Regions from separate parts of the Homo sapiens genome. Here region 1 is linked to region 2. Evidence: read pairs that join two places in POLR2A ChIA-PET (ENCODE). Cell type or tissue: A673. All regions are shown on one strand. Links, peaks and the distances in the headings refer to the core of each region. The heading gives the core; the rest is flanking DNA.

Evidence for each region. Peaks named below come from ENCODE experiments on the same cell type or tissue, not always from the same donor. Only the 100,000 strongest peaks of a DNase experiment are listed, where the experiment ranks them.
Region 1: POLR2A ChIA-PET joins it to region 2 with 7 read pairs; 3 of 35 experiments call an interaction of 5 or more read pairs at or near these places.

The regions. Positions count from the first base shown.
Region 1 is chr16:861,877-867,245 of GRCh38, forward strand. The region is part of intron 10 of LMF1 (lipase maturation factor 1); the gene reads right to left. Among named protein-coding and RNA genes, the nearest start is that of LMF1-AS1, 56 kb to the right of the region's middle. In A673, for the core only: no CTCF peak of the experiment used is centred there; no DNase peak of the experiment used is centred there.
Region 2 is chr16:1,016,752-1,022,120 of GRCh38, forward strand. No RefSeq gene overlaps it. Among named protein-coding and RNA genes, the nearest start is that of SOX8, 38 kb to the left of the region's middle. In A673, for the core only: no CTCF peak of the experiment used is centred there; a DNase peak (open chromatin) is centred at 2,670; H3K4me3 peaks cover 525 bases; H3K27ac peaks cover 1,674 bases.

The DNA of each region.
Region 1 (5,369 bases), core at 297-5,296, 150 kb before region 2:
TGATTCCTTGCCCTCGAGGAGAATGCTGGCTGCAGGGCTTGTACAGATGCTCTTTATCCAGCGGAGGAAGTTCCTCTCCTTCTCTGTTTTTCCAAGTTTAAATCATGAATAGATGTTAAACTTGTCACGGGCCTTCCCAACACTGACAGATGTGATCGTGTGAGTTATCTTCGGTAGCTGGTAACGTGTGGATCTCATCGACTGATTCTCAAATACGGAACCAACCTTCATCCCTGGAATAATCCCTACTTGGTCATGGCATAGAATTCTTTGTTATATATTGGCAAATTCTATTTAGTAATTTTTTTTTTTTTTTTGAGGCAGAGTCTCACTCTGTTGCCGAGGCTGGAGTGCAGTGGCACCATCTCTGCTTACTGCAACCTCCACCTGCCGAGTAGTTGGGATTATAGGCAGCCACCACCATGCCCAGCTAATTTTTGTATTTTTAGCAAAGATGGGGTTTCACCATGTTGGCCAGGCTGGTCTTGAACTCCTGACCTCAGGTGATCTGCTCGCCTCGGCCTCCCAAAGTGTTGGGATTACAAGTGTGAGCCATTGTGCCCAGTCTATTTAGTAATATTTTGTTAAAAAATTTTGTGTCTATATCACTGAGGGATATTGGCTTGTAATATTATTTTCTTGTATTATCTTTGTGTGGTTTTGGTATCAGAGAACCACTAGCTTCATAAAATAAATTGAGGCTGGGTACAGTGGCTCATGCTTGTAATCCCAGCACTTTGGGAGGCTGAGGTGGGAGGACTGCCTGAGCCCAGGAGTTTGGGACCAGCCAGGGCACCATGGCAAGATCCTGTCTCTACAAAAACTAAAAAAATTAGTGAGGCGTGGTGGTGTGGGCCTGTGGTCCCAGCTACCTGGGAGGCTGAGGCGGGAGGATAATTTGAGCTGAGGAGGTCGAGGCTACAGTGAGCCATGTTTGTGCCATTGCACTCCAGCCTGGGTGACAGAGAGTGAGAACCTGTCTCAAAAAATAAATAAATAAATAAATAAAACGTAAATTGATGCTTTTCCTTCTCTTCTATTTTCTGGGAAATTAATCTTAGAATTCTCCAGTGAAACCATCTGAGCCTGGATATTTCTTTTTGGAGTTTAAAATGACAAATTCAATTTCTAGTTATAGGGCTATTTAAATTATTATTTCATACCAGGTGAGTTGTGGTAGTTTGTGTTTTTTGAGGAATTGGTCTATTTCATCCAAGTTATAAAATTTATGTATGTAGATGTTTGTCGTAGTCGCTTATTATCCTTTTCAGATTGCAGGGTCTGTAGTGATATCTCTTTTTCGTTTCGAGACAGAATCTTGTGGTGTCGCCCAGGCTGGAGTGCAGTGCTGCAGTCTCGGCTCGAGCAATTCTCGTGTTTCAGCCTCCCAAGTAGCTGGGACTACAGGCACCTGCCACCACGCCCAGCCAAGTTTTTGTATTTTTAGTAGAGACCGGGTTTCACCATGTTGGCCATGCTGGTCTTGAATTCCTGAGTTCAGGTGATCCACCCGCCTTGGCCTCCCAAAGTGCGGTGATTTCAGGCATGAGCCACCACACCCAACCTCTTTTTTCATCTTTGATATTGGCAATCGTATCTTCTCCTTTTGTTATTCTTACTAGAGGGTTGCTGATTTTATTGGTCTTTTAAAAGAACCATCTCTTTGTTTCAATAAGTTTCTCTATTGTTTGTTTTCAGTTTCATTTTCTGCTTTTTACTATTTTCTTACTGCTCCTTGCTTTAAATTTTTTCCTAGTTATTCATGTGATCTTGAGCTAGATTATTATTATTTTTTAAGCGATGGGGTCTTCCTGTGCTGCCTGATGCCAAGAGGCTGGCGTTAACGTCCTGGGTTCACACAGTCCTCCCACCTCAGCCTCCTGAGTAGCTGGGACTACAGGTGCTTCCACGGCATCCAGCTGATGTCAGATTATTGATTTGAGATCCTTCCTCTTTCTAAAATCTCAGGTCTCTTTTCTAATGTATGCATTTGGTGCTTTCTCTCTCATCACTAGTTTAACTACATCCCAGAAAATGTGACATGTCATTCAGTGCAATGGGTGGCATATTCTATAAACATCATTAGGCCCTGCCTGTCGATGATGGTGCTCCTTTATGTTCTTGCTGAATTTCCATCTAGTTATTCTACCTATTGTTGAAAGAAGGGTGTTGAAACATCCAGCCGTAATTGTTGATTTGTCGAGCTCTCCTTTCAGTTCTTTTTCTTCACATGTTTTGCAGATCTGTGCTTAGTGCACACACTTAGGATTGCTACATCTGTTTGGCAGGTTGATTCTTTTCTCATTGTCCGTCTTTGTCTCCAATAATTTTTGCACTGAGGTCTACTTTGAGGTTAATACAATGAATCCTTTATTTTCATTAATAGTCACATATTTTTTTCTATCCTTTTACTTTCAACCTGCCTATACAGAGGGTCCCTAACTTATGAGAGTTCCACTGACAGTTTTTCAGCTTTACAATGGTGCGAGGGATACGCACTCGGTAGGAACCGCACTGTGAGTGCCCAGACAACTATCCTGTTTTCACTTCCATACAGTATTCAGTAAATGACATATTCAACACTGTATTACAAAACAGGCCTGTGCTAGGTGATTTTGCCCAGTGTAGTCTAATGTAAGTGTTCTGAGCACGTTTAAGGTAGTAGGCTAGGCTGAGCTACGACGGATGTTTGGTAGGTGTATTAAACTCATTTTTGACTTACATTTTCAACTTATGCTGCATTTATCAGGGCATAAGCTCATTATGCATATATTTAAGTTACTATCTTTTTTTTTTTTTTTTGAGATAGGGTCTTGTGTCGCACAGGCTGGAGTGCAGTGGCATGTCTTGGGTCACTGTAGCCTCAGCTTCCCGAGTAGCTGGGATTACAGGCATGCACCACCATGCCTGGCTAATTGTTGTATTTTTAGTAAAGAGGGTTTTGCCATGATGGCCAGGCTGATTTTGAACTCCTGACTTCAAGTGATACACCTGCCTCAGCTCCCAAAGTGCTGACATTACAGGAGTGAGCCACTGCACCTGGCCAATCTTTATCTCTTAATTGGCTTATTTAGACCATTTACATTGAATATACAGTCGGTCATTTTACTTCTTCCCATCTGTTCTGTTTCTGATTTCTTTGTTTTTCCCAACCTGCTTTCCTATGGGTTATGTAAGTGTTTTAGAATTCCATTTTGATTTGTCAATAGTGTGTTCCAATGTATCTCTTAGTATAGGTTGTTTTTTACTGGCTGTTCTTGGCACGTAACTTACAGTCTACTGATGTCATTTTACCACTTCAAGTTAAGCATAGAAACCTCACCTCTATGTCCATTTGCCCTCATCCATTTATAGTTATCTTAACTACTTCCTCTACATAAACTTTGAACTACTTCAGACAGTTTTATAGCCTTTGCTTAACCATCCAACATGATTGGAACTCAAGAGAAGGAACGTCTATTGTATTTACCCATGTCTTTTCTTTTTTCTTTTGAGATTGAGTCTCGCTCTGTTGCCCAGGCTGGAGGGCAACGGTGTGATCTCGGCTCACTGCAACCTCTGCCTCCCAGGTTCAAGCAATTCTCCTGCTCAGCTTCCTGAGTAGCTGGGATTACAGGCGTGTGGCACCATACTCGCTCATTTTTTATTTTTGTAGAGACGAGACTTCACCATGTTGGCCAGGCTGGCAATGTTTTATTATCTCTGGTTTTTAGAAATTTGACTTTGATGTGTTTAGGTTTGAATTTCTTTGGGTTTTTCCTATTTAGGGTTTGCTCAGTTTATTGACTCGGTAGGTTTGTCCGTTTTGCCAAATTTGGGAAGTTTTCAGTTCTTATTTCTCCAAGTACATTTTCAGCCCTAAAGCTCACTCTGTCTTCCTCCTAGGACTCTGATGACATGAATTCTGGATCTTCTGTTACAGTCTCAGTCCCACAGATCCCTGGGGCTCTTGCTGTTTTTCCCCGTCTATGTCCTCTCACTTGTTCCCACTGGGTACTTTCTATGTTTAAGTTTATTGATTCTTTCCTCTGTCCTCACCATTCAGATGTCGAGTGTTTTGTGTCAGTTATATTTTTCACTTCTAAACTTTTCATTTGGTTCTTTAAAAAACCGATTTCTTTGCTGAGGCTGTATTTTTTATCAGTTGTGTTCATAATTACTGCATGCGTTTTCGACGGCTGCATTCACATCTCTGTGAAGTCACTCTAATACCTCCCTCATCTTGGTGCTATCATCTGTCGACTGTCCTTTTTCACCAATGTCTTCCTGTTTCCTGCTGTGACAAGTAATTTTTCCACTGAAAACTGAACATTTTGTGTATTAGGAGATTTTGGATCTTATTTAAACCTTCTGCTTTAGATGACTTCTTCTGACCTCATGCTGGTAGAGACAGGGGTATTACCTTGCTCCTGCCAGGTTGGGGTAGAACTCCAGTGGACGCATTGGGAGTATTCCTTGTTGTTTCTGGGTAGGGTGGGAGTCGTGGCTCTGCACTAGGCCTCCATGACACTATGGCGGGGGTGGCCTAGTCATTGCTGGCTGGGTGGTGGTGAAGGTCCTGACTTTCTGGTAGCTATTACGTAATACCACTCTGGAGGGGAGGAGCCCTTCAGTACTGCCAGGGGTTGGGGGAGTCCAGGCTCCTCGTGTGGTCTCCACTGATACCACAGAAGCGGGGGATCCTTCCTGCCCACTTGGATGAAAATCTCAGCTTCCTATTTGGCCTCCTCTGGTAGCATCCCAGTGAGCCGTTTGGAGGAGAGTCCAGGCTCCCTACTCCATACCTTGCTGGTGTGGGTGGGGCCATGGTTTTTTCTGTGGTGTTGCCTGGAGTGGTGATTATTTTATGTAAATTTCCTGTCTTGCTAGGCTGCTCTTTTCTGGCCCTTTAGTCAGAGAGAGCAGATTTTTGTTGAGGTGTTTCTTGTCTGCATCTGCTGGCATTACTGGGTTTCCAGTTTCCTCACCCCCAAGTCTAGAAAATGAGGCCGAAAGCAAGCCTAGGCGATCACCACCATTTTGGGGCTGTGGCTCCGTCCCGAGGGCCCTGCTGGTGGCTCTCTTCTCTCACCTTCGGTCTTCCTGTTTTATGTATAACGTCCAGGGATCTTGGTTGCACTTAGTGGGAGGAACAGGGGTAAGTGTCTGTTCCATCTTCCAGTTTTAAAGTCGATGATGAACTCAATGCAGGCCCACGGTTAGCCACAGCCTGTCATGGTACCACCTGCTCCAGCTGCCAAACATGTGTATCATGGAGACGGGAGAGATGTGCCGTGTGGCAGTGTTCAATAATGTTTTCCCTAAATGTTAACTCATTACTGGTTCACATAAAATAGTTACTGCTTTTCACACTTGGTTTTCACAGTATC
Region 2 (5,369 bases), core at 83-5,082:
TTATGGGGCACATGAGATGTTTGGATGCCAGCATGTGGTGCGAACTAAGCATGATCCGTTTTAGAACATTTTATCACCTCCCAAAAGAAATCACCTAACCTTGGCCAGGCACGGTGACTCACGCCTGTTATCCCAGCACTTTGGGAGGCCGAGGCGGGCGGATCATGAGACCATCCTGGCTAACGCAGTGAAACCCCGTCTCTACTAAAAACACACAAAAAATTAGCTGGGCGTGGTGGCGGGTGCCTGTAGTCCCAGCTACTGGGGAGGCTGAGGCAGGAGAATGGAGTGAACCCGGGAGGCGGAGCTTGCAGTGAGCCGAGATTGCGCCACTGCACTCCAGCCTGGGCGACAGAGCGAGACTCCGTCTCAAAATAAAAAAAAAATCATAAAAAATAAAAACAAAGAAAGAAATCACTCAACCTTTAGACATCAGTATTTCCGGATCCTCCCACTCCTGATTCCCTCAGCCCTAGACAAACACCAATCTGTTTTCTGTCGCTGCAGGTTTGCCTATTCAAGACATTTCACATAAATGGGATCACACGATGCGGGGCCTTTTGTGTCTGGCTTCTCCCACTGAACTCATGTTTTTAAGGTTCATCCATCCGGTAGCAAGGGTCAGAATCTCTTTCCTCTGTGAGGCTAGTGTTCCGCTGCGTGGGTGAACTGTCCCCCATCTATCCATTCAATTGTTAGTGGATGTTTGGGTGGCTTTCATTTTTTTTTTTTTTTTGGCTATTGTGAATAGTACTATGAACATCCATATACAAATGTGTGTGTGGACATATATTTTCAGTTATCTTGGGTAGATGGCTAGGAACGGAATTGCCAGGTCATGTGCTAATTCTAGGTTCCGACTTTTGAGGAACCATTAAATTGTTTTCCAAACTGGCTGCCTCATTCTCCATTCCTGCCAGCAGTGCGTGAAGACTTGTTTCTCCGCATCCTCACCAACACCTACAGCCTGGTTTTCCTGACATAAGCATCCTCATGGGTGTGAGGTGGCCTCTCATCGTGGCTTTGATTTGGGTTTCCCGGGTGGCTGGTGACACGGAGCATCTTTTCACGTGCTTGTTGGCCACAGGTGTATCTTCTTTGAGAAATGTCTGTTTCGATCCTTTGCTATTTTAAATTAGGTGATTTGTCTTTTTATTTTATTTTTTTTCTTTTTTCCTTTTTTCTTTTTTTGAGACAGAGTTTCGCTCTTGTTGCCCAGGCTGGAGTGCAATGGCACCATCTCAGCTCACTGCAGCCTCCACCTACCTGGTTCAAGCAATTCTCCTGCCCCAGCCTCTCGAGTAGCTGGGATTACAGATGCCCGCCGCCACGCCCGGCTAATTTTTATATTTTTAGTACAGATGGGGTTTCGCCACGTTGGCCGGGCTGGTCTCAAACTCCTGACCTCAGGTGATCCACCAGCCTCGGCCTCCCAAAGAGCTGGGATGACAGGTGTGAGCCACCGCAACCGGCCTTTATTGTTGACTTGTAAGGGCTCTTGATGTATTATGGATATTATATATCCCCTTATCAGATAAATGACTTGCAAATATTCCCCCCATTTGGTGGGTTGTCTTTTTACTTTCTCGATGGTGGCCTGTGAGACACAAAAAGTCTTTAACTTCAAATATCTCTCTACATTTTGTGTGCCTTTTGTTGCTTTTGGTGTCCTTATTTATTTTCTTTTTTTGAGACAGGGTCTCCCTTTGTCACTCCCCCAGCTAGAGTGCGGTGGCGTCATCACCGCTCTCTGCAGCCCCAACCTCCCTGGGCTCAGCCATCCTCCTGCCCCAGCCACCTGGGTAGTCAGGGCTCCAGGTGCACGCCACCACACCCGGCTAATGTTTGTATTTCTTGTAGTGATGGGGTCTCGCTATGTTGCCCAGGTTGGTCTCAAACTCCTGGGCTCAAACAACCGTGCCTTGGCCTCCCAATGTGCTGGGATTACCGGTGTGAGCCACTGTGCCTGGCCTTTATTCATTTCTATGTGGCTGAACACATTTGGTATGGATCCCAGGCCCTTGGTGAGCTGGGTGGGTGCAGACACACATGTGTGGATGGAGCCCAGGCCCTTGGTGAGCTGGGTGAGTGCAGACACACATGCGTGGATGGAGCCCAGGCCCTTGGTGAGCTGGGTGGGTGCAGACACACATGCGTGGATGTGGGCATGGGCAGGCACAGGTGTGGTGGGAAGAGTGTGCCCAGCGTTAGGTGTCAGGGGAGCTCAGGAAGATTGAGGCAGTCAGGGAGGACTTCCTGATGGAGGAGCCTGGTCCTTTGAAATGTGGGGTGGGGACCTCGCCCCACATTCAGTCTGGTTCGGGGGTGGGGCCCCCAGCCCCCCTCACATTGGGGGTGTGTTCCCCTCCTCCTTTTGGAGCCCAGCCCCAGGTTGCAGGAACAGTGAGCAGCGAGACCACAGGGCTGGAAGCCCACGGGGTAATTAATTTTGACTTACAGGAGCTGTCTTAAATTGGATAGAAACTGGCGAAAATAGGATTAAGAGGGAAGCTGAGCCAAGAGCAAACAGAAGGAAAACTCCCCGAGAGCCGGGCGCCTGGCGGGGCTCTCGGAGCCGCTGAGCGGGAAGAGGCACAGGACATTGCTGGGCGATCGCGTCATGTCCGAAGGCGGCCTCCCCGTGCCACCCCACGGGAGCGGCGGCCGCGCTGGCTGGGAAGATGGGAACGCGGCACTCTGCCCTCCCTGCAGCTGGCTTATCTGCGCTGAGCTCACTCGATTCTGAGGATTAATTTGGAAACAATTAAAATTCTGTGCAAAACAAGCAGTGGGCTGGGCCGGCCAGCAGGCTGGCACGCACGGAGCCCTTTCATCACCAGCGCAGAAATCTAATTAGTGTGGGATTAAGCCGGCCACAAACCAGCGAGCCGGGAAGGCTCCGGCAAGGGCAGATGAAGCCCCGGGGCGAGGAGCGCCGTACAGCACGGGTGTCCGGCCGGCAGCAGCCCCGGCCCTGGCCCTGCGCTGGCGTCTCGGCTGAGTCGAGCCGGAAGGCCACCCCCACAGGCGCTGTCCTGACCCCCCGCCGTCCGGTCACCCCCAGCCCACGGGCCCTTTCCCGTCCACGTGCTAGGAAATGGCAAACCCATCAGAGCCCTGAGGGAAGGCAGCGGAGGGCGCAGGCGCCTGCAGGCCTCGCGCACGGGGACCCCACTTCGCAGCTGGGCTTTGCGGCTCCTAAATATGCCTGGGACCTGTCCCGTTGACTTTCTCTTTCGAAGTGCCTTTGAGTGTCTGGCAGCCGTGACTTTCTATCGGGCCGCCTCTCTGGCCGGCTTCCTGCTGCAATGATCGCTGAAGCCTCTCCCCAAGCTCTACAGGCGTGGTCTGTTGGGGTCAGATGCATGAGGCATGTGGCTGATAGCGCGGGGTGCATGTGGCTGTTTTGCTGGTGTCTGGAGGCGCTGGGTTTGGCCGGGACACGGTCGAGAACTCCCCGTCGGGCCCTCAGGTAGCAGAGGTGACAGCCCTGTGGGTTCGCCTGTTGGCCAGATATGTGAGGACCACTGGCTGCAGTGGAGCTGACTCCACGCCTTGTAAGCTACCCCTTCTGGGTTCTGCAGGGCACAGCCAGAGGGGGGGCAGGGCAGCTGTCTGCAGAAGGTCCCTCCAGGCCACCTCTGGGGCAGTAGCTGGCTTCCCAGTGTCCCAGGAGCCAGCAGACCCCTCCCAGAAAAACGCATTCCCGCAGCCCCTCTCCACCTGCAGGACCCGTTCTGGCTGTGCCCTCGGGCCCCAGAATAACAAACCCTTTGGGTGCTACCGGGCACAAGGACGATTCTCTGGGGGCATCTGCAGCTCCCTGGCAGCTCTGTGCGGTCCTGGTGCACAGGGAGGGGTGTGAGTGCGTGTTGCTCTCAGGGCGGGTGGGAGGGGAGGACCAGGCAGGCTCAGGGGCCTGAGGGCAGCAGCCCTGGGGGGGCCTTTTGTAGCACGAGGGTGGAGGGAGGGCAGGCGGTGGGGAGGCTCACCCCACCCATGGCAGGGGGAAAGCCTCAGGGGGAGACCAGACTTCTCACCTCCCTTCTGTCACCTCCGGTCACCCCACAAAGCCAGTGGGCACCAGGGCCTGCGGACGTCCTGGGGACAGGACTGGGGGTGGCAGATGCTACCTGAGCTAATGAGTTTGACCTCTGGCCCTGGCTCCAGCCTGATGAGGGGTCACCCTAGGAGGGGTTTTTGATCGGCTCCGTGCGAACGTCCATTATTCCTTGGCTGTTTGAAGCCAGACACGGCCCAGCTGGGTAGGGGCAGGGGGCAACCCCGTCCCAGCTCACGCCAGGGGCTGATAGATAAGCAAGGCCGCAGCCCACTCCCAGCAGGCAGGCGGGGCGCTGGGAAGCATGGCGTCCACCCCTGCGGATGCTGCCCCCAAGTCGGGAGGGGGACCCAGGTGGAGGCGGGAGCCGGCCTCAGGGAGGAGAAGTGATTCGCCCGAGTCACACGGCGGACAGGGGTTGTGCCTGCACCCGCCTCCCCTGGCCTTGCCCCCATGGCCTGTGTCCCCACACCCAGGAAGAAAACCCGGGCTATGCTGTCGAGACCCCCTGGAGACCCCCCTCTCACCCCTGAGCCCGGGAGCTGGGAGTTCCCGGAATTTGCTTCCAAGGCGTCTGTTCCCAAGGCCCACGGGGAACTCGGGAGCAAAGGCCTGCAGCCCTCACCCCGCCGTGACCCTTGCCGGGGGTTTCGAGGTATCTGAGCAAACTTCTGCTTCTGCAAATTCCCCGGCAAAGGAGGGACGTGGGGGTTTCCTAGCTGGAATGATGCACTCGGCTGCGGAGGTGGCCCTGCTTGCGTGGTGGGGCTGCCGTGGAGGGTGCGGCAGGGGTGCAGGGCCGTGGTCCGGGTGGAGTAGGGCCTGCCTTGGGCTGGCGGCAGTGCTTGCACACAGAGGGAGGACGAGGAGAGCCGAGGACGGGCCACAGGAGGACTCTGGGGTCCACCTGCCTTTGAGCCGTCCCCACTCTGGCCAGCGGCCCGGCCCTTCCTGGCCCAGGTCCTGGTATTGGGCTCATAGTGGCTTCCACCCCTTGGCTGGGTCCTGGACCCCGTCAGCAGCTTGTTCACCCCAGGTCTCCGTCCTTCCCTAGGGAGCGGGAGTCTTCACACGTCCCCTGGGGGTCTGGCACCTCAAGTATAAGCACCCCCTGCGATCGGCCCCTCCCACACCCCAGCGCGGGCCCAGCTGCTCCTGCACCCCCTGGCGCCTGTTCCTGTCCCCTCCCCAGCTGAGGTGGGGACCTGTACTTGTACAGAGCCCCTGGGCACGTGTGGCCGGACCGTGAGGGCTGCAGGCTCGGAGTCCAGCTGTCAGGGACCCCGGCGAAGCAAAAGCTGGTTTTTCT